Regions from separate parts of the Homo sapiens genome. Here regions 2, 3 and 4 are each linked to region 1. Evidence: chromatin loops called from intact Hi-C (ENCODE). Cell type or tissue: GM12878. All regions are shown on one strand. Region 1 has its middle 11 kb from the start of HIKESHI. Region 2 overlaps PICALM (phosphatidylinositol binding clathrin assembly protein). Region 3 has its middle 87 kb from the start of CCDC83. Region 4 has its middle 26 kb from the start of EED.

Region 1 (5,000 bases):
TTGTCACTAGCTCTGCCGCCTATTGAATTGCTTCTGTGTCTAGGATTTAGCAGTTCCTGTCCCAGACTGGGGCCTGACTCAGCTTTCTGCCAGGACTCTTCTCGTCTGTGGCTGTGCTTTCTAGTCTTCTGGGCCATAATCAAGGCCAGTACATCCAAGACGCCAGCTGTGAACAGACTAGGATTTGATAGGGCCCCTCACTGTCTGATGCCTCTTTCTGGTGGCCTTGCCAGGTTTAGAACAGGCAGCCTGCTAGGCTGCCTTCCTGGTAGTAGAGGCTTTCCAGGTAGTCAGGCTGCTTTCTACATGCATGATGTTGGGCTCAGTTAATATTTGTAAAACAAATGTCCTCTGGAAAGGGCTCTGCCTTTCTGAGTTACTGCCTCTCTTCTACCTCCTTTAATGACCTGCTCATTTTAGCATCTCATTGAAATGCACACATCTTGTGGTTTCCTATGCTCTAAAATCAGTGCCAGACTAAGAGCTCTTCAAACAGGAGCCTTTCCCCCCTCCCCGTCCTTTTTTTTTTTTTTTGAGACAGAGTATCACTCTGTCGCCCAGGCTGGAGTGCAGTGGTACGATCTCCATTCACTGAAACCTCTGCCTCCTGGGTTCAAGAAGTTCTCCTGTTTCAGCCTCCCAAGTAGCTGGGACTACAGGTGCACACCACCACGCCCAGCTAATTTTTGTATTTTTAATAGAGTCGGGGTTTCACCATATTGGTCAGGCTGGTCTCGAACTCCTGATCTCAGGTGATCCACCCGCCTTGGCCTCCCAAAGTGCTTGGATTACATGCATGAGCCACCGCGCCTGGCCCTTTCCTTATTTTTTGAATGCCCGTTGCTTAACACACTATATGACTCATAATAGACATTCAAAGAAATGTCAAATGAATGAAAAAATCAGCTAAACAATCTTTGCTTAAGTGAATTTCTGATGATTTTCAGGCTATATAGAAGAGAGTATAGGGGAGGTGAAGGCATGCTGGAACACCACTAGGTCTAGTCCCTTATGTAAAACTGTCCTGGGAAAAGAAGGGGAAGATTTGTGCCCCATTTGCCCCAGTATTCTTAGCCCCAATACACACACAGCCTCTTATGTTTTCTTCAGCAGTGTTTTTCAAATGTTAGCATGCATTGGGATCATCTGGAGGGCTTGATAAATCAGATTGCTGTGCAACATCCTAGAATTTCTGGTGCAGTAGGTTTGGCGTGGGGCCAGACAATTTGCATTTTTAGTAAGTTCCTAGGTCTGTTGATGCTGCTGGCCCAGGGTCCACACTTTCCAGGGTTCACACTTGGAGAATTACTGTATTTTCTTTCTTTTCTTTTCTTTTTTTTTTTTTTTGAGATGGAGTCTCACTCTGTTGCCCAGGCTGGAGTGCAATGGTACGATCTTGGTTCACTGAAACCTCTGCCTCCCAGGTTCAAGCGATTCTCCTGCCTCCGCCTCCCAAACAGCTGGGATTACAGGCGCCTGCCACCATGCTCAGCTAATTTTTGTTTTTAGTAGAGACAGGGTTTCACCTTGTTGGCCAGGCTGGTCTCGAACTCCTGACCTCAGGTGATCCACCCACCTCAGCCTCCCAGAGTGCTGGGATTATAGGCATGAGCTACCGTGGCTGGCCTGTATTTTCAATAGTAGTAGCTACACTATTAGTTGAGTACTGACCAGCTTATTCTTTACCATGCACTGTGGTAAATTCTTTATATATGTTATTTCATTTCCATTCAACAACCCCATGAAGGAGAAATTGTCATCTCAATTTTACAGATGAGGAATCTGAGGAATAGAGTTGTTAAAAAACTTGCCTAGTATCTTATGTACAGGGTTGAAATTTGAAGTAAATTCTGTCTGATTCATAGTAAGTGTACAACAAATACGTAATTGTTGAAAACGAATGCATAAAGTATCTAGGCAAACCTAAAACTTGTGAACCAAGTAGGTACCTGTTCACATATACAGACTGAGCGTGCAGAAATCCTGTATTAGACTGATGGGTATTTACTTCACTCCAACTCAAGACTTCTGAATTAGCAAGGCAACTTTATGTATGAGACTATATTGCCATTGTTTCTCAAATTGTGGCTCCTGAACCAGCAGCATGAACATCACCTGAAAACTTGTCTAAGACTACCAGATTTAGGGATTTAGGGATGCCAGATTAAATTTGAATTTCAGATAAACGATGAATAATGAAATCTTTGAGACATACATATACTAAAAATTATTCATCGTTTATCTGAAATTCAAGAATCTGATATATGGGAATTCTATATTTTATTTGGCAAGACTATTAGAAATTGAAATTCTCCAGCCCTAGCCCAGACTTAATGAATTAGAAACTCAAGTGAGTCCCAGCCATCAGTGTTTCAATAGGCCCTACAAGTGATTCTGATGCACCCTCAAGTTTGAAAACCAATGACCTAGGCAATGCCTTGTTCACCTAAAGCAGTGGTTAGCCGAACCTGGCCAGCTGTCTGTTTTTGTCAATAATTTTTGTTTTGAAACACAGTTACACCCACACCCATTCTTTTGCTTATGCTTTTATTTACTTACTTATTAAGTTACCTGCCCTCTTGAAGCTTATATGGTCTAGCTGTGGACAGTTGTGTTAATTATATCTTCAGGTGTAAGTAACAATAAAACAAACTAAAATTGGCTTAAGTAATAAAGGAATACAAGATCTTGCATAGCCAGAAGTACAAAGGCTGCAGGGATGCTTGGCTCAGCAGTTCTTGTGTTACAAGGGCATGACAGGACAAAGACCTTATGGCCCTAGAATGTTTGCTATCTGACCTTTTACAGATAATGTTTGCTTAACCCTGACCTAAGAGAGCATCCTCTGATCATAGAAGCATATTCTCAGCCCTCTCTAACAGGTGCTGGAAGCTGGGATAGGACAGACACTGAGTTTCCGAAAATTGAAAAGTCCCTTCTGAGCTTTCTTGCATTGCTGTGTTCCTTGGCTCCAAGAGGGGTTCGGGGGAAGATGAAGGGCAATGCAGCAAAGGAGGGGCTGAGGAGCAAAAAAAAAAAAAACAAAAAAAAAACAAAAAAAACCAAAAACTTCCCAGAGCCCAGAATACCTGGTTATGGGCACCCCCTGCTGGAGAGTTGGCAAAATTCTGTGACATTGGTCAATTTAGTCACCAAATGTGTAGAGGTTGACTGTATGCCAGATTGTGGAAAGCAAAGGTAAAGTTCTCTTGAAGAACTGACTCACAGTCAAGAGTAGTCAGGCTCCCTAATTAGATCTTTATGCTGTCTAGTCAAGTGTCAGTTGCAGTCGTACTTAACAAATGATGATTGATATAATATGCTTATAGTCACTCAGTAAATAACTATTACATGTTTGCTAGGGGATAGGTGCTGGACTACACACTGGAGACAGAGTAGTAAACAAAATAGACACATTCCTTGCCCTCTTGGAGCTTATATTCTAGTGGATGTTGTGTTAATTATAACATCAGTTGTAAGTAACAACAAAGCTAACTAAAACTGGCTTAAGCAATAAGGAATATATTATCTCACATAACTGTAAGTACAAAGGTAGGATAGGCTTTAGGGCTAGTTGATTCAACAGCACAAGACATCAATAAAGACAAGTTATTTTCATCTCATTCTCTGCCTTTCTGATTGTACTGGCATTTTCCTCAGGTTGTTCCTTTATTATTATTATTTTTTCTTTTTTTTGAGATGTCTCACTCTGTCTCCCAGGCTGGAGTACAGTGATGTGATTTCAGCTCACTGCAACCTCTGTCTCCTGGCCCCAGGTCAGGGCCTCCGCCTCCTGGGCCCAGGCCCTCCCACCTCAGCCTTCTGAGTAGCTGAGACTACAGGCATGTGCCAACCACCCAGGTAATTTTTGGTTTTTTTTTTTTTTTTTTTTGCCATGTTGCCTAGGCTGGTCTTGAACTCCTGGGCTCCAGTGATTGAGCCTCGGCCTCCCAAAGTGCTGGGATTACAGGCGTGAGCCACCTCACAGGCCTCAGGTTGTTCCTTTTGAAGTTTCAAAATGGTTGCTACAACTCCAAGTATCACCTTCAGATATGTCAAAGTACAGAGACAGAAAGTGATCATCTCTTTGTATGGCTTTTTCTATTTTGTTTTAAGAGACAGGGTCTCACTTGCTGCCCAGGCTGGAGTGCAGTGGCACAGTCATAACTCACTGCAGCGGCACAGTCATAACTCACTGCAGCGGCACAGTCATAACTCACTGCAGCGGCACAGTCATAACTCACTGTAGCCTTGAACTCCTAGGATCAAGAGATCCTCTAACTTCAGCCTCCCAAATTTCTAGGATTACAGGCGTGAGCCACTATGCCTGGCTGTGTAACTTTTTTTTTTTTTTTTTTTTTTTTTGAGACAGGGTCTCACTCAGTCACTCAGGCTGCAGTGCAGTGGCACAATCACAGCTCACTGCAGCCTCAACCTCCTGGGCTCAAGCGATCTTCCTGCCTTAGCTTCCTGAGTAGCTGAGACTACAGGCCTGTGCCACAACACTTGACTAATTTTTTACTGTGGCCTTCTTACAATGAAGACACTTTTCTCAGAAGCTCCCAGAACACTTCCTTTCAGGTTATGGGGCTGATCCTAAACCAATCACCGCAAAGAGAAGAGTAAATTGTTGATTAAAATAGGGGCTTCCCCTGGGGCTTCTGAGTCACAGAGAGGAGAGATGGATGCCAGGACAAAATTGGGGTTCTGTTAACAAGGAAGAAGGGAAGAAGTGGATGTTAAATAGACATCTACCAGCATTTGCTATAGGAAAGGGAAACTAATACATAAAAATTATTTTCATGGGCCGAGCCCAGTGGCTAACACCTGTAATCCCAGCACTTTGGGCAAAGCCAAGGCGGGTGGATCACCTGAGGTCAAGAGTTCGAGACCAGCCTGGCCAACATGGTGAAATCCTGTCTCTACTAAAAATACAAAAAATTAGCTGGGCATGGTGGTAGGCACCTGTAATCCCAGCTACTCAGGAGGCTGAGGCAGGA
Region 2 (5,000 bases), 250 kb before region 1:
AATCCCAACTACTTGGGAGGCTGAGGCAGGAGAATAACTTGAATCTGGGAGGCAGAGGTTGTGGTGAGCCAAGATCATGCCACTGCACTCTTGTCTGGGCAACAGAGTGAGACTCTATCTCAAAAAAAAAAAAAGTGCAGCTGTAGGAAAAAAATCAGTATATTAGCACAACTAGATATGCTATTTCTGTCACTGTGTTCTTAGCAACATGAATGGACTAAGATTCCCACACTTAAAAATTAGAAAATGTAAAAATAGAGTGGAACATGGTGACATGCACCTGTAGTCAGCTACTTGGAAGGCTGACAGGAGGATCCCTTGATCCCAGGAGTTCAAGGCTGTAATGTACTATAATCATGCCTGTGAACAACCACTGCCCTCCAGCCTGGGAAACACAGTGACACTCTGTGTCTAAAAAAAAATAAATTAAAATAAATTTTAAAAGGCAATCCTCCCCCCACCAGAAATGTAAAAATAATTCTACCATTTGTAAAATTGCCAGGTAAAATGACAGCACTTTCCCTCTCTAAAAACTATTCAATAGAAAAACTGCCATAAGTCTTCACAAATCATCTCATTATCTGGTCTGTTTATTTTAACAAAGTTCTTCCTGAAGAAGGTAACCTGAAAAGACCTCCAACAATGCTAGTTTCAGGTGCTTATGAAGAAATAAAAAATTTAACAGAGGTAAGTATTCCTGGGAATATATACCACATAATTGCAAAATTGTGTTGGGTGTCTTCAGAACTTTAAAAAGCAACAAAATCATTTTGGGAGGCCGAGGCGGGCAGATCACGAGGTCAGGAGAGCGAGACCATCCTGGCTAACACGGTGAAATCCCATCTCTACTAAAAATACAAAAAAATTAGCTGGGCATGGTGGCGGGAGCCTGTAGTCCCAGCTACTCAGGAGGCTGAAGCAGGAGAATGACATGAACCCGGGTGGCGGAGCTTGCAGTGAGCCGAGATCGCGCCATTGCACTCCAGCCTGGGCGACAGAGCATGACGCCGTCTCAAAAAAAAAAAAAAAAAAAAAAAAGGCAACAAAATAAAGTTATGTTGCAGATGCAGAGATCAGAAATATAGAAATATACATGAGGAACGAAAGAAACAAACTGTCTTAGTGTTATAAGAATGGATGGTGATAGTCTGTGAAAAAATTTCTAATGTAAATTAGAAAGATCTTACACAAAAGGAAAGATGTTATATAACTTTAAAAAAGGGGCTGTGGATGACCAAAAAAACACAAAATATCCAATATATACATGAATGTAAAATGAGTCAAATGTCATGTGGTGAGGTATGTATGAGTGGCGAAAAGAAACTACTATTTTAAAATCACAGATTACTTCTCTTTCTAATAACTTTTTAAAATTTTATTGATTTATTTTTATAGAGACGAGGTCTCCCCCTCTGTTGCCCAGGCTAGTCTGGAACTCCTGGGCTCAAGGGATCCTTCTCCTCGGCCTCCCAAAGTGCTGGGATTACTACAGATGTGAGCCACCGCACTCAGCCAGATTACTTTTTATAGTAATCTTTCATATGTATTCTAACTAGTGAGTTTCAATATTATGAGGCTGACTGCTTCATCTATATCCCTAACATTTACATATTTAAATAGGTTAAATAAATAAAACTTGAGGGGCTGTCAATGTCTCTGGGAAAATGCAGGCTTGCTTTATATTTGGGGTTACCTTACATTCAGGTACAAACAGTATAGGTGTATATATGTTTAAGTGTGTGTATATATTCCAAAATGCTTTAAGTGAGACACAGGATGAAGCCACACACTTTCAGAGCTATCCCTTTTGCTGGAAATGACCCGGATGCAATTCAAATAAACAATGGATTCACCTAAGTATATGCCAAATACTTAGATATACAAAGCTGAGAAGATGCAAAATTTCTCCCCTACTAAACTGAGGTCTTTGGGGGTAAAGATACAGCCTCACAATACATTATGGTGATTGTAATCTGTATGTATAGGATTCAGAGATGGCAAAAAGACCAGGCAATTGTTTTGGAGGGGAAAGCAAATTTTCCCTGGTTTCAATTTCATACTCTCTTAACTCATCATACAATAGTTACAGCACTTTTCACACTTCATTACAATTACTAGCTCATATATCAGTCTCTCCTATGAGAGAGCTCACTAAAGGCAGTCCATGACTTCTTCATCCTCAAATTGCCAGCACCTAGCAGGATACACCTTAAATATTTATTAAATTAATACTAGTAAATGAAATGTAACTTAGAAGACATCTGTAGAAAGCAACAATATTCTATTTAGTCTAAGCTTCAGTGCAGCAAATTTGGAAAAAAATATATTAGCAATCTAGAGAGCAGCATAATTGCTTTTTCAAGTTTATACCACCCCATATTCCTCCTCCTGCCACTATACTGATATTATGAACTACCTCAATAAAAAGCCTCTACTTCAAGAACGGAACACAGAAGAGATTTTTTAAAAGGCATTTTCCTGGCAGAGAAAGGACTGACATCCTTTTTATTTGTGGCAGAGGAAAGATGAGGAACTGAAAAGGGAATATGTAGAGAAGAAAGAATTCAGATAGAACTGGGTACACAAAGCAAACTCCTAAGATACTATATATTAATATATGTCTGAAATTTAGCCTCTTAAGTCATGGCTGAACCCAAGCCAAATTTACCGAACTGTTCAAACTTTAATTTTAAAAGTGCAAACTAAATTGTTTTAAATGAAGTCATTATGTAATTGCTCTAAAATTTTAATCAACACTGAAAACACATTTTTCAGATCAGTCTAATCTACTGTCTCTTAAAATTATCTTTCATTTGTCTCTTTACCCACTAATGTCATAAATACAAAAACTCTTAGAACAAAAGTGGAAAGTTTAAGTCATGAAAATGCTCTATAGAAAAACATATACTCTTGGAATACTCTGACTTCACTGCCACTGACTTGTATTTTCAAATGAAAGAGTTGTTCCTCCCCCCTCCTCTGATTATCAAAATGTTTTAAATTACTACGTAAGCCTTCTTAATATAAGAAAGTGTAAACCTAGAGCTTTCCGTTGGCATTCTGGTAAACTCTGCATTCCTACCACTAGATGGCAGACTGTACAGAGGAACAACAGGACCCTGGCAAGAACACAGATGCATTCAGGCTCATCTGTAAACCACATTCTTAAATCTGAGATTGTTTAGGATTCCATTCTAGTACTCTAAAGTGGTGATTTTCAAACCTAGATACCTTAGGCCCATCCTAGATTCCAAATAAGGATTACTGTAAGGGATGAGGAAAATCATATTTTGGTAAGCACCATCTCAAAGATTTATTACTTCTATGTCAATTTTAAATTTATCAGAAATACAAGACAATAAAAAGCTACTTAATGGAATAAAAACTCATCACTTAATATAAGAATTAAAAATTTTATTTAAACAATAAGAAAACAAACTGAAAGTATTACAGTGCTCCAACATGAAAAAATAACATATTCATGGTATAAATTACATTCTCTTCTTTGAAGATCTTAAATTTCACAATGACAACCCCACCTATAGGAAAGAAAACATATTAAGTATCAAGTAATTTAAGAACAAATGCCAAAATTACAAACACTTTTTTGTATTACATGCTAAGAACTTACTAACTGTTCGTTAGCCCAGTTAAATATCATCAGGACTCTCAAAAAAAAAAAAAAATCTAGTACTGGATCAGAAAAATACAGAAACCTCATTTCCTAAGCAAAATGAAAGTCAACTAACAATACATTGAGAATACTACTTACCTCCACCAATGCTGTGAACCCAAGCAGGGTCCAGAGTGGGGGCAGAAAAATTCTCCTTTCTTTCCAACAAGACAGGGAAAAAGAAACCAACAACTGAGAGGCTCTGCAAGTGCAGATCAGAGTACTATAAAGGAAAAAACATTTATGGTATAATATCTATAATTATTTATAGATAATTCTGGAGAGGTTAAAGGAATTGGGACTAAGTCTGGAGAAAAGTACGTTATTAGTTAGGAATGACCAACCGTCCTGGTTTTGCTGGAACAGTCCTGGTTCACACCTGTTGTCCAGGGTCCCATTCAGATAGCACACCCTTTCACTCTTAAAAGTGACCCAAGTTTGGATGACATATTACACATCACCTTAGTTATAAGCACACTAATAAAAGTTTACATGTAGCTAAGAAATTAATACACTACCAGTAGCAGCTATTCACAGTGCATTTGCATTTTCCTTTTATGAGTGCTATATTCTAGTTCTTAGCCTCCTTAAAACACAAACATGCTTCTATTCTGCCTACTTTGCCCTCTAACCCCTCTACCCATGACCATTTTTAACAATAATCTCTGCTTCTGTTTTTTTCACCCCGGGAAACTCATCTAATTTCTTAACCTCAAAGAAAATCTCTATGCAAATCATTCACAAATTTCTTCTCAGAAAAATCAATCTAAGGTCTTCTGGGGGAGTTAGAGACATTAGAATTTTTCACCTCTGTGTCCAAAAACATCTCACGTTTAAAAAACAAGAACATGGTCTCAACTATAACCTAAATGTCCCATTTTTGTTTTAATTAATAACACTCATTCTTAACTTTGTTAAATTCTCAGGAATCCTGTCTCTTTGTATCTTCCACAATGTGACACAGCGCCTTATACATGTGTTCATATGACAGCATAAATATTTGTGGATTTGTAAGTGAAACAAAGGCTCATTTCTCCACTCATAAGATCCAGGAGACAGAAGTAAGGGTAACAGCGAAAAAGCCTTCCCTGTAGGTAGGTTAAAGTTTTTCGTTAAGAGCCAAACCCATGTCTAAATTAAGTAGGAATCCAGAAGATTTTTCATCTCTTCTCTTAAAAATTTTTAAATTCTGCCCAGTCACAGGGAATAATGGATTGCAGTTAGACTCTCTGCCAGAGGCTCCCTCACTCAGAAAACACAAGTTCCGTTCCATGTCCCCAATGCACACAGAACAACGAGAATCTTTATATTCCACTTTCATGAAGCT
Region 3 (5,000 bases), 350 kb before region 1:
CTTTGTGGTGGGTAATGACTAGGATGAGACATGAAGGGCTTTTCTGGTAATCTTGATCTGAGTGGTAATTAACCTGGGTGTGCTCACTTTGTAAACATTCATCAAGCAGGACTCTTAAGGTTTGTGTATTTGACGGGTGTATCTTACACTTCAAAATGGAGTGAAGTTGCCATTTTTTAAAGAATGGTAAACTTGTTATAGGTAAGATTTATCTCTATTTTTCTCAGGAAAAAAAAAAAACTTACTTTCCACTGGGACAAATCAAACAGCTTCTAGTAACCAACAAAAACAGCCTATGTGGCAACTCACTGATTTCAGCAGGTCAACAGAAATTGATTTTTTCTCTCACACTTGGAGAGTTCGGATCATGATTTTAAAGCAAGCCAGTCATAACATGTTAAGAATCCCACCTAATTTGTTAGTTGTGGCAGTTTTTCCTTCACAGTGTGAATTTGAGTCAGAAGAAAATATCAAGTGACTATATAAGGAAAATGGCTGTGCTTCCAAGACAAGGATACCCTCTCTCACCACTCCTATTCAACATAGTATTGAAGTTCTGCAAGGGCAATTAGGCAAGAGAAAGAAATAAAGGGTATTCAAATAGGAAGAGAGGAAGTCAAATTGTCTCTGTTTGCAGATGACATGATTGTATATTTAGAAAACCCCATCCTCTCAGCCCAAAATCTCCTTAGCTGCTAAGCCACTTCAGCAAAGTCTCAGGATACAAAATCAATGTGCAAAAATCACAAGCCTTCCTATACACCAATAATAGACAGAGAGCCAAATCATTACGGAACTCCCATTCACAATTGCTACAAAGAATAAAATACCTAGGAATACAACTTACAAGGGATGTGAAGGACATTTTCAAGGAGAACTACAAACCACTGCTCAAGGAATTAAGAGAGGACACACAAAAAAAATGGAAAAACATTCCATGCTCATGGATAGGAAGAATCAATATTGTGAAAATGGCCATACTGCCCAAAGTAATTTATAGATTCAGTGCTATACCCATGAAGCTACCATTGACTTTCTTCACAGAATTTTAAAAAACTACTTTAAATTTCATATGGAACCAAAAAAGAGCCCGTATAGCCAAGACAATCCTAAGCAAAAAGAACAAAGCTGGAGGCATCATACTACCTGACTTCAAACTATACTACAAGGCCACAGTAACCAAAACAGCATGGTACTAGTACCAAAACAGATATATAGACCAATGGAACGAACAGAGTCTTCAGAAATAACATCACACATCTACAACCATTTGCTCTTTGACAAAGCTGACAAAAACAGGAAATGGGGAAAGGATTCCCTATTTAATAAATGGTGTTGGAAAAACTGGCTATCCATATTCGGGAAACTGAAACTGGACCCCTTCCTTACACCTTATACAAAAATTTACTCAAGATGGATTAAAGATTTAAATGTAAGATGTAGAATCATAAAAACCCTAGAAGGAAACCTAGACAATACCATTCAGGACATAGGCACACCCTAATTGAATGGCTGATGGTGGCCATACAAATGGTATGGAATGACACCAGAGAAATACCAGAAACTGTGAGTAAATGGCAGTTGTATACAGATTTGGTGCAAGTAATTTGGGAGATGGGTATATGGCAGGCTATGTTCGATCTGAATACCTGAGGGCCAGATGATGAACGCTTTACCTCCCACATGAGGGACCTTGTATTGGGCTCTGCCCCGCCAAGTGCCTTCGGCTCCCTGGCCGCTCTCCTCACTCCATATGTGGGGTGCCACATACTTGAAGTGACTACTGCCATGGCGGCCCTTGGGGAAGCAAAGGGCCATTAGTGGGACCTAGGAATCTACACCATAAAAAGGGGAACAGTACCCCTTCTGCAGGGTGCCACCTCATGGGACAAAAAGGGGCCCCAGTGGATGACCCACATGCCACCAGATATAGATTGATTTGATTTTGGATAGGGTTGACCAAGAGAAAATTGATAGGCAACCCAATGAAGTGCCGTTAACTTTGTAGAGGCAACTGTCCCTGGAGCAGCAATTCCAGAAAATGCCCAAGAGGTGGCAGGATGATGCTGCTCAGCTCAGTACCCCCGGCCACTCCATCTCAAGCACTACTTGCAGATGGATGGAGGTATAGAAATTTTTGTGTTTGATAAGGGAACTGGCCGAGGTGCTCGGCTTGGGGGAACACTGGACAACTGGAGGCCACAAGTGGAATTGACAATCCACTGGTCCCCCACCAACATACAGCGGGTGCTGGTGCTGGTAGACACTGGCACAGATTGTACTCTCGTCTGTGGGAACCTGGATAAATTTCCAGGCAAGGCTGCATATATAGATGGCTATAGAGGTCAGTCAGTGAAAGTGAAACCTGCATCTTTGCACCTTGGCATTGGCTGCTTGGCTCCCCACTTATAAACTATGTTTCTCCCATACCTGAATACATTTTGGGGGTGGATACTTTACATGGCTTGGCTTTACAAACCACGGATGGGGAATTCAGACTCCAAGTATGTGGGGTTAAGCTGGTACTCCACAGACATACACATCACTAGCTCCATGTCCTGCCACAACCCTTATGGATTACTTCCACGTGTCAATACCACTTGCCAGGTGAGCATACAGAGATAACTGAGACTATTAAGAAGTTAGAAAAGGTGCAGATAATGTGTAACACCTACAGACCCTACAATTTTCCAGTATGGCCAGTCAAGAAGCCTGATGGAACTTGGCAGATGACAGTGGATTATTGAGAACTAAATAAAGTAATACCCCTTTTACATGCAGCTGTACCCTCTATCATGGATTTGATGGACCCCTTGACAATGAAGTTGGGAGAGTACCACTATGTGGTGGACTTGGCCAATGCATTCTTCTCAGTTGACATTGCTCCAGAGAGCCAGGAAGTTTGCCTTCACATGGGAAGGGCAACAGTGGACTTTCACAGTGCTGCCGCAGGGCTATATGTGTAGCCCCATCATACATCATGGTCTCCTTGCCACGGATTTAGCCGCCTGGAAGTGTCCAAAGGGAATCCACCTATTCCATTATATTGATGATATTATGTTAACCTCTGATTCTCTTGCAGGTTCAGAAGTGGTGGCACCCCTTTTACAACAACATTTGGCAGCATGAGGTTGGGCAGTCAACAAATCCTAGGTCCAAGGGCCTGAACTGTCTGCCAAATTATTGGTAGTTATCTGCTTGGGTAAAACAAAGGCTATACCAGAGGCCATCACTGATAAAATTCAGGCATATACCCGGCCCACAACAATGAGGCAACTACAGACTTTTGTAGGCCTCTTGGGATATTGGTGGGCATTTGTACCCCATTTGGCTCAGATGGTAAAACCGTTGTGTCAGTTGACAAAAATGGGAACTACTTGGGATTGGGACAATGAGGCTGAGATGGCTTTTCTGGCAGCCAAGTGGGCCATACAGCAAGCACAGGCCCTACAAGTAATTGATCGGGGCGCCCATTTGAACTTGATGTGCGTGTGACCACAGATGCTTTTGGCAAGGCCTATGGCAGCACACAGAGGGCTTTAGAATACTGGCAGGCTTTTGGTCCCAACTTTGGAAGGAAGCTGAGCTCTGGTATTCATTGATAGGGAAGGAGTTAATAGCTGCATATGCCACCCTTCAGGCTTGTGAGAGTGTGATGGGACAAACAACAGTAGTCATGCCTGTAGATGACTTACCCAATAGTGGGGTGGGTACCTTCACGGGTAATGACCCTCCGGACTGGGATGGCACAGACATCTACCTTAGCAAAGTGGGGAGCCTAGTCAAAACAGCAGAGTACCCTGAGTAAAAGCCCCTTATCAGCAGAATTACAAGAAGTCTTGGGACCTGTAGTCCTGATGCAAGATAAGGCCATGGGTCAACCTGAGGCACCCTTAAACCCTGAGCCATTACCATTTAAAGAGGGGCAGGCACCTCTTCCATTCCCAGTGGAGCATGGTATAAAGATGGGTCCAGCCAGGGTGTTACTGCTGCCTGGACTGCTGTTGCGGTCCAGCCTAGTATTGATACCATATGGTTTGATACTGGAGGTGGACAAAGTCAGTGAGCTGAACTCGGGGCAGTATGGATGGTGATCACCAAGAAGGAGACACCTATGGTAATCTGCCCCAGTAGCTGGGCAGTTTACTGAGGCCTGACCTTGTGGTTAACTACCTGGAAGTTACACGATTGGCTAGTTGGTCACTGGCCCATTTGGGGCCAGGCCATGTGGCAAGACCTATGGAAAGAAGGATGACCTCCTCTGACCAGGTATGGGGACCAACAGTAACCTGTGGTTGCCTGCCCTAATGCCCCTAAAGGCAGGGGAACAAAAAACCTGGCTTTGAACATGGACCCTTCAAGTCCCCCATTGCCAATGGTTGGCTATGGTAGCCCTCTGGGGGGAGGGCCTACAGTATGATTTACATGTCACTCCTTGGGTATTCAATATATGGCTTCCATGATTGACCGTTCGTAGGGGAATGCTCAGGGAAGGAACCCCCCTCCTTGTATTGTCTGTATGGCCTATTGTGAGCTCCCCAGTGACTTTGGCACAAATACAGGACACAAAGAAACCATGGGGAGCTGAGAAGCTGTGGTACCATTGCCCAGGGCAGAAGCCCTTGGCGGCTGCATTGTTATCCAGAGATAAAAGGTTGGCTTGTATTTTGCCTCAGAAGAGTGATTTACCTGTGTGTGCCTGCTTTGTCATTCTGACCATAAGTTGACATGCTCTAACAGCATTGTGGAATGGGCTATGCTGAGATGACCAATGTGTCCAGCTGTTGGATCTGCACCACCCTTCCCGTAGCAGCTGCAGATGACTTGCCCTGGCACATACATCCAGCTTCTGCAGAAAACCAGACATGGTTAGAGACTTGGGGTCCCATGGCCAATGTTTGTAACATGACACAGCAAGCTTTGGCTAGGGAGTGCTATAAGACCCATGGCATTCCCACCCCCTGGCTGACCTGTAGCATCTATGATGGATGGGGCTGGTT
Region 4 (5,000 bases), 72 kb before region 1:
AAATTTAGCCAGGCATGGTGGTGTGTGCCTGTAGTTTCAGTTACTCAGGAGGCTGAGGTGGGAGGATCGTTTGATCCTGGGAGGTTGAGGCTGCAGCAAGCCACGATTATGCCATGGTACTGCAGCCTGGGCAACAGAGCCAGACCTTATCTCAAAGAAAAATTTTAAAAAAAGTTAATAGTGCTTACCTTTGAGTTGTAGAATTATGACTAATTTTTGTTTTACATTGTATTTCTGGTGTTTTCAAATTTTCTGCATCAATTACTCATAAATTTTATAATGAGATAAAAAGATAAGTATTATTTTTAAAAATAAGAGAGGCCAGGCATAGTGGCTTATGCCTGTACTCCTAGCACTTTGGGAGGCTGAGGCAGGAGGATCACTTGATCTCAGAAGTCTGAGACCAGCCCAGACAACATAGTGAGACTCCATCTCTACAAAAAAATTATTTTAAAAAAATTAGCTGGACTTGTGGCATGCAACCACAGTGCCAGCTACTTGGGAGACTGAAGTGGAAGGATCACTTGAGCCTGGGAGGTCGAGGCTGCAGTGAGCCATGATCGTAGCTACTGTACTCCAGCCTGTGTGACAGAGCAAGACCCTGCCTTTAAATAATAAATAAATAGAATAAAATAGGAGATATTAGAAATTAGAAGTATGTAAATGATAGGATAAGAAGTTATTGTGTTAGAACCCATAGGCCTTCATATTAAATTATTTTAATATCAGATGGCATGCTAGAATAATAATGTGACTCCTATAACTGGAACCATAGAATAGAATTTTTTAAATGCTCTCTGAATGTATAAAGAAAAAATAAGATTTAATTGTGACATTCTGACACCCACATGCTAGGGTAAGTTCAACACCTGTGCAGGCTGCCTTCCCTCCCAGACAGTTGTGTCTGAACACCACCGTGGACTAAAACTAACAAAACTAACAATTTATGATATTGGCACCCTTCTTCCCTATGTCATTCACAGGTCTGCTTCATTCCTACGGATTAAACACCTCTCCAGGATCCTAGATTCAAGCCATTGCTTCTCGCATTTCCACCTTCTCACTCCTAAATTAAATGAGGGCTGGCTCTGTCCAAGAACACAATCTTTACTTTGTAGAGAAGGTATCTACCTCACAATTGGCTTTGCATTTCTCCAAATTCCAGACTTCTGCTGGCAGGATGTTCTAGTCCCAAAAGTGACTCCTGGCGAGGCCAGATTCTGTTCCCACCATAAGGGATGGAGCCTCACAAATATGCAGCTATGTGCCTTTGTAGTCTCAGCCTCTCAAGAGTACATTTTCTTTAGAAATAGTTATCCATCTCTGCCTGTTGGTAATCACTAATTAAAGGTTTGGGTAAGATTTCCTCGCAGCAAGAATCCTGCTATGAATTTCCTTCCTCCTAAATCTTAGTCCCTTGCGAGACCACACCAGATGCCAATCTTGTACAATTAGGAGGTGGATTCAGAATCTGCCAGGATTCTGAATCCTGCATGTGACTGCACAAGCTTCTCATCCAACACATACACAGAGGACGCTGGACAAACGCCTATGCTTTGCTGCCAGTTCATGCTGGGCTCCAAACCCTATCAGATCTCTTGCCTCAGCAGCTGGACTGAACAAAGTGGACTCCCTGAGGTTACTTTTGCCCTCCTGACTTGAGAACGTCCCAGACACCAATCCCAAGGCAGTGAAGAGATGAAAAGATGAAAGCATTACAAGAGTTAACAAAAGCCGAGTCGCCAGAGGTCACTGACGGGGAAAGTCTCTCAGCCCACTTCTGTTTATAACCACTTTATTCCTTCAACAGAATCCCCTGCAGAATCATTTCTCTAAAACCTCCATCTATATCTGAAATCCCCATTTTGTCCTGGAGTCTCTTCAGAGATCTTTTTTCTTTGGAAGGAAGGACGGAAGCCTTGAGCACCCCCTGGAGGTAGGCGTGTGCTAGTAAGCGTCTCCTTGGACTGTGGTTCTTTTTGTACCAGTTGGTAGTAGCTTTCGTACCAGTTCGTTGATACTTTTGTCACCTGGATTGCTGACTTTCGCTGGTTTCCAGTGCTGCCTCTAGGTGACCTATCTACAACTTCTATGACAGCTGACTGTCATAGGGGCTTCCACCTTCTTTGTATTCTAGCCTTGATAAGGGGAAGGATCCCTTGCCCTGCTGCAGAAATAAAACAGCCTGTTTCTCAGCCTTGTCCTCCATTTTCTCCTGTAAGACAGTTTGTTACTCATACAATTCTACTTGACATCTCTCCAACTTGCGTTGCTCCCTTCTTCTGTATCCTTATTACTGCTCTTCAATTTGTGTAAAATTATTGTCCTACCTTCAGCCCTTATCCTTATGAAAACCTTTTCCATTCTTTAAAAGCCCAGTTCACTGGCCACTTTCCCCACACCTACCTCTGAAATCCTGTAAAACTTATTTACAAAGTTCTTATCATACACTGCCTTGTATTTTAGTTATATCTGTATATATTATCTTACTGTATCCAACCAATTACCCAGCACGGTGTCTAAGATGCAGTATTCAGTTAATAATCATTAGATAAAAGTTGAATTAAGTTGTTGAGGGCTGTTTTCAAACACCCAATTTTCTAAGAATAGAGAAAACATTACTGTTAAAGATGAAAAAATACAAAGAAAGGAAGAAATAGAAGAAAGAGATGGGGCAGACAGAGATACAGGAAAGAATGGTGACTATGTAACTATAAGTCATGACGAATTCTCTCCTGAGAATACCAGTATGTTATAGAAAGAACACTGACTAAGTGTCAGAAAACTCAGCTCAAGTCCCATTTGGTTTTTAATGAACTGAATGATCACTAACCTACTCTCTGGGCCTCAGCGTTTTCTCTAAAGAACCAAAGCAGTGGGTTATATGACCTCTGAAGTTTATTACCATGTTGACATTGTATGACCATCTCTCTATTCAAGCATAGTGGTAGGATGGCGCTCAGATTGCACCTGTCACAGAGACTGGCATACTATGTGTGCTAATAAGTGCCAGTTCCTCTTTTCTTCGCACATAATGGAAATATTCTGCAACATTCTCAATTTTAATAAGGAGAAAAGTTCATCTTTATCCATTGAGGATAACATGGTAAAAGAGAATTGTACTACGTATTTAATTTAATTTTATGGAAGAATTTTTCAGTGGTTAAGTCTATTTTTAATTCCAGGTCTTGCCATATGCTGTTTCAAGGGGAAGCTTCTATTCTACAACAAACTACTTTTTGAGTCAAATGAAGAACTGAAAAATAGTTAGGCTTAAACAAATTCTTAGTCAACCACATCATGGTCTGGAAAGACACAAAAATCATTTGGCAAAGATTGCTCTAAATACAGTGAGAAAGGAGAAAGGCAGCAGGTGATGCCAATCAAAAAGGAGAATGCACTTTGGGAGGCTGAGGCGGGTGGATCACAAGGTCAGGAGATCGAGACCATCCTGGCTAACACAGTGAAACCCTCTCTCTACTAAAAATACAAAAAATTAGCCAGGCGTAATGGCGGGCGCCTGTAGTCCCAGCTACTCCGGAGGCTGAGGCAGGAGAATGGTGTGAACCCGGGAGGCAGAGGTTGCAGTGAGCTGAGATGGCGCCACTGAACTCCAGCCTGGGCGACAGAGCTGGACTCCGTCTCAAAAAAAAAAAAAAAAAAAAGGAGAATGACTTTAAATAAGATATTAGGAGATTCTGGAGAATTAAACTAAAGTTTTTGGAACCTATGACAATTGCAGATGTTCAGATTAATATGTGTAGGAACAACTTTTGTATCCGTGATTTTAAAGGAATAAGGAGTTCTATTTGTGGGACTTTTCACATTTACTAAACTTTAGTTCTTTATTTTTCTAAAAACTGATTTAATTTCACTATTTTATCAGGATGTTTTCCTGACTTACTTAAAAGAAGTCTAAACTACCTGCCATTCCTGCAAAAACATGGTGTTCTTTCACTCGTCTGTGTTTTTGTGGGTGCTGTTTCCTTCTCCTGGAAGTCCTCCCTCCTATTCTACCCTCCAAAACCTATTTTAAATCTCTGTGAAGACATGCTGTACTCCAGTCAGCAAAGTAAGTTGCTCCACTGTGGTCCACCAGTCTTGGCTCATAGCTCTCTTATTTTCATAATCACTGAGGCCCTCACTGGGTGAACACCAGTTACACCCAGTTGGGCATCAGTGTAGGATTTGAGGAGGAAGCTGATTAGGACACCAGCACTCAATTATAAGAAGCTAGGAGCCTTTCTTTATTGAACATCTAATACTATTATCTGTTAAAAAACTTTATTTAATGTTTTCCTCTGATGCTGTTCTGAGTATATTCTGAGAGGCTCTTAATAGAAGTGAAATTGTGTGGGGGAGTGGGGGGGGGATCTACAAGAGGAGGGTGCTGAGATAGGAGGGTAAAGATAAGAAACTCCAGTCCCAGAAGTCTTTGCAAGATGCAAGATCTAAGTTTACCCATTCCCATATTCTCACTTAGTTGACCTTTTATGGTTCTTCAGATTTCAGCTTCCTCAGGAAAGTGTTTCATGATCTTTCTTTTGAGAACAATCACAACATCATAAACCTCTCATCCATAGTATTTAACATAGTTGTAAATGTATCTGTATATGTGATTTTTTGATGGGCATCTGTTTCCACTAGCAGACTCATGAAAATAGAGACTTATATCTGGTTTTGCTCACCATTATTCTCTAGGATAAAACCTGGTACATAGTACGATTTCAATATTAGCAGAGCAAATTAATATTTTTGCATAAAAGGCAGTAGGGTAAACCAAATTGAAACATGGATTTGAAGGAACTGCTTAAAGTAACTTATCAGTATTGCTAATCATCAACGACAGAATCCGACAGGTTTGAGAATTTTGTGAAACGGCATGAAAGCTTTTTCCCTCCTGACAACAAACATATGGTATCTTTTCCAACATCACTTCTTCAGCTCTCTGACATCAATTGACTGTCCAACAATTCAATTAATTTCTGACATTATCTACC

Evidence for each region. A loop is a pair of places that touch in the nucleus more often than their neighbours do. Peaks named below come from ENCODE experiments on the same cell type or tissue, not always from the same donor. Only the 100,000 strongest peaks of a DNase experiment are listed, where the experiment ranks them.
Region 2: a loop joins it to region 1, with 8 times the contacts of the local background. A loop is called at or near these places in 22 of 110 quality-filtered maps.
Region 3: a loop joins it to region 1, with 2.9 times the contacts of the local background. A loop is called at or near these places in 66 of 110 quality-filtered maps.
Region 4: a loop joins it to region 1, with 4 times the contacts of the local background. A loop is called at or near these places in 3 of 110 quality-filtered maps.

What each region holds. Positions count from the first base shown.
Region 1 is chr11:86,288,878-86,293,877 of GRCh38, forward strand. No RefSeq gene overlaps it. Among named protein-coding and RNA genes, the nearest start is that of HIKESHI, 11 kb to the right of the region's middle. RefSeq lists a silencer at 2,990-3,284. In GM12878, a CTCF peak has its summit at 3,117 (motif pointing left); DNase peaks (open chromatin) are centred at 264, 3,264, 4,194, 4,554 and 2 weaker places; H3K27ac peaks cover 1,253 bases.
Region 2 is chr11:86,038,990-86,043,989 of GRCh38, forward strand. The region is part of intron 1 of PICALM (phosphatidylinositol binding clathrin assembly protein); the gene reads right to left. It overlaps LOC124902730 (a long non-coding RNA gene), which reads right to left. Exons shown (of 2, transcript XR_007062822.1): 1 at 3,773-5,000; 2 at 3,400-3,539. Among named protein-coding and RNA genes, the nearest start is that of PICALM, 28 kb to the right of the region's middle. In GM12878, a CTCF peak has its summit at 3,097 (motif pointing right); a DNase peak (open chromatin) is centred at 3,092; H3K27ac peaks cover 1,614 bases.
Region 3 is chr11:85,939,497-85,944,496 of GRCh38, forward strand. No RefSeq gene overlaps it. Among named protein-coding and RNA genes, the nearest start is that of CCDC83, 87 kb to the left of the region's middle. In GM12878, a CTCF peak has its summit at 2,071 (motif pointing right); no DNase peak of the experiment used is centred here.
Region 4 is chr11:86,216,725-86,221,724 of GRCh38, forward strand. No RefSeq gene overlaps it. Among named protein-coding and RNA genes, the nearest start is that of EED, 26 kb to the right of the region's middle. In GM12878, a CTCF peak has its summit at 1,940 (motif pointing left); DNase peaks (open chromatin) are centred at 1,967, 2,947 and 3,277; H3K4me3 peaks cover 777 bases; H3K27ac peaks cover 2,765 bases.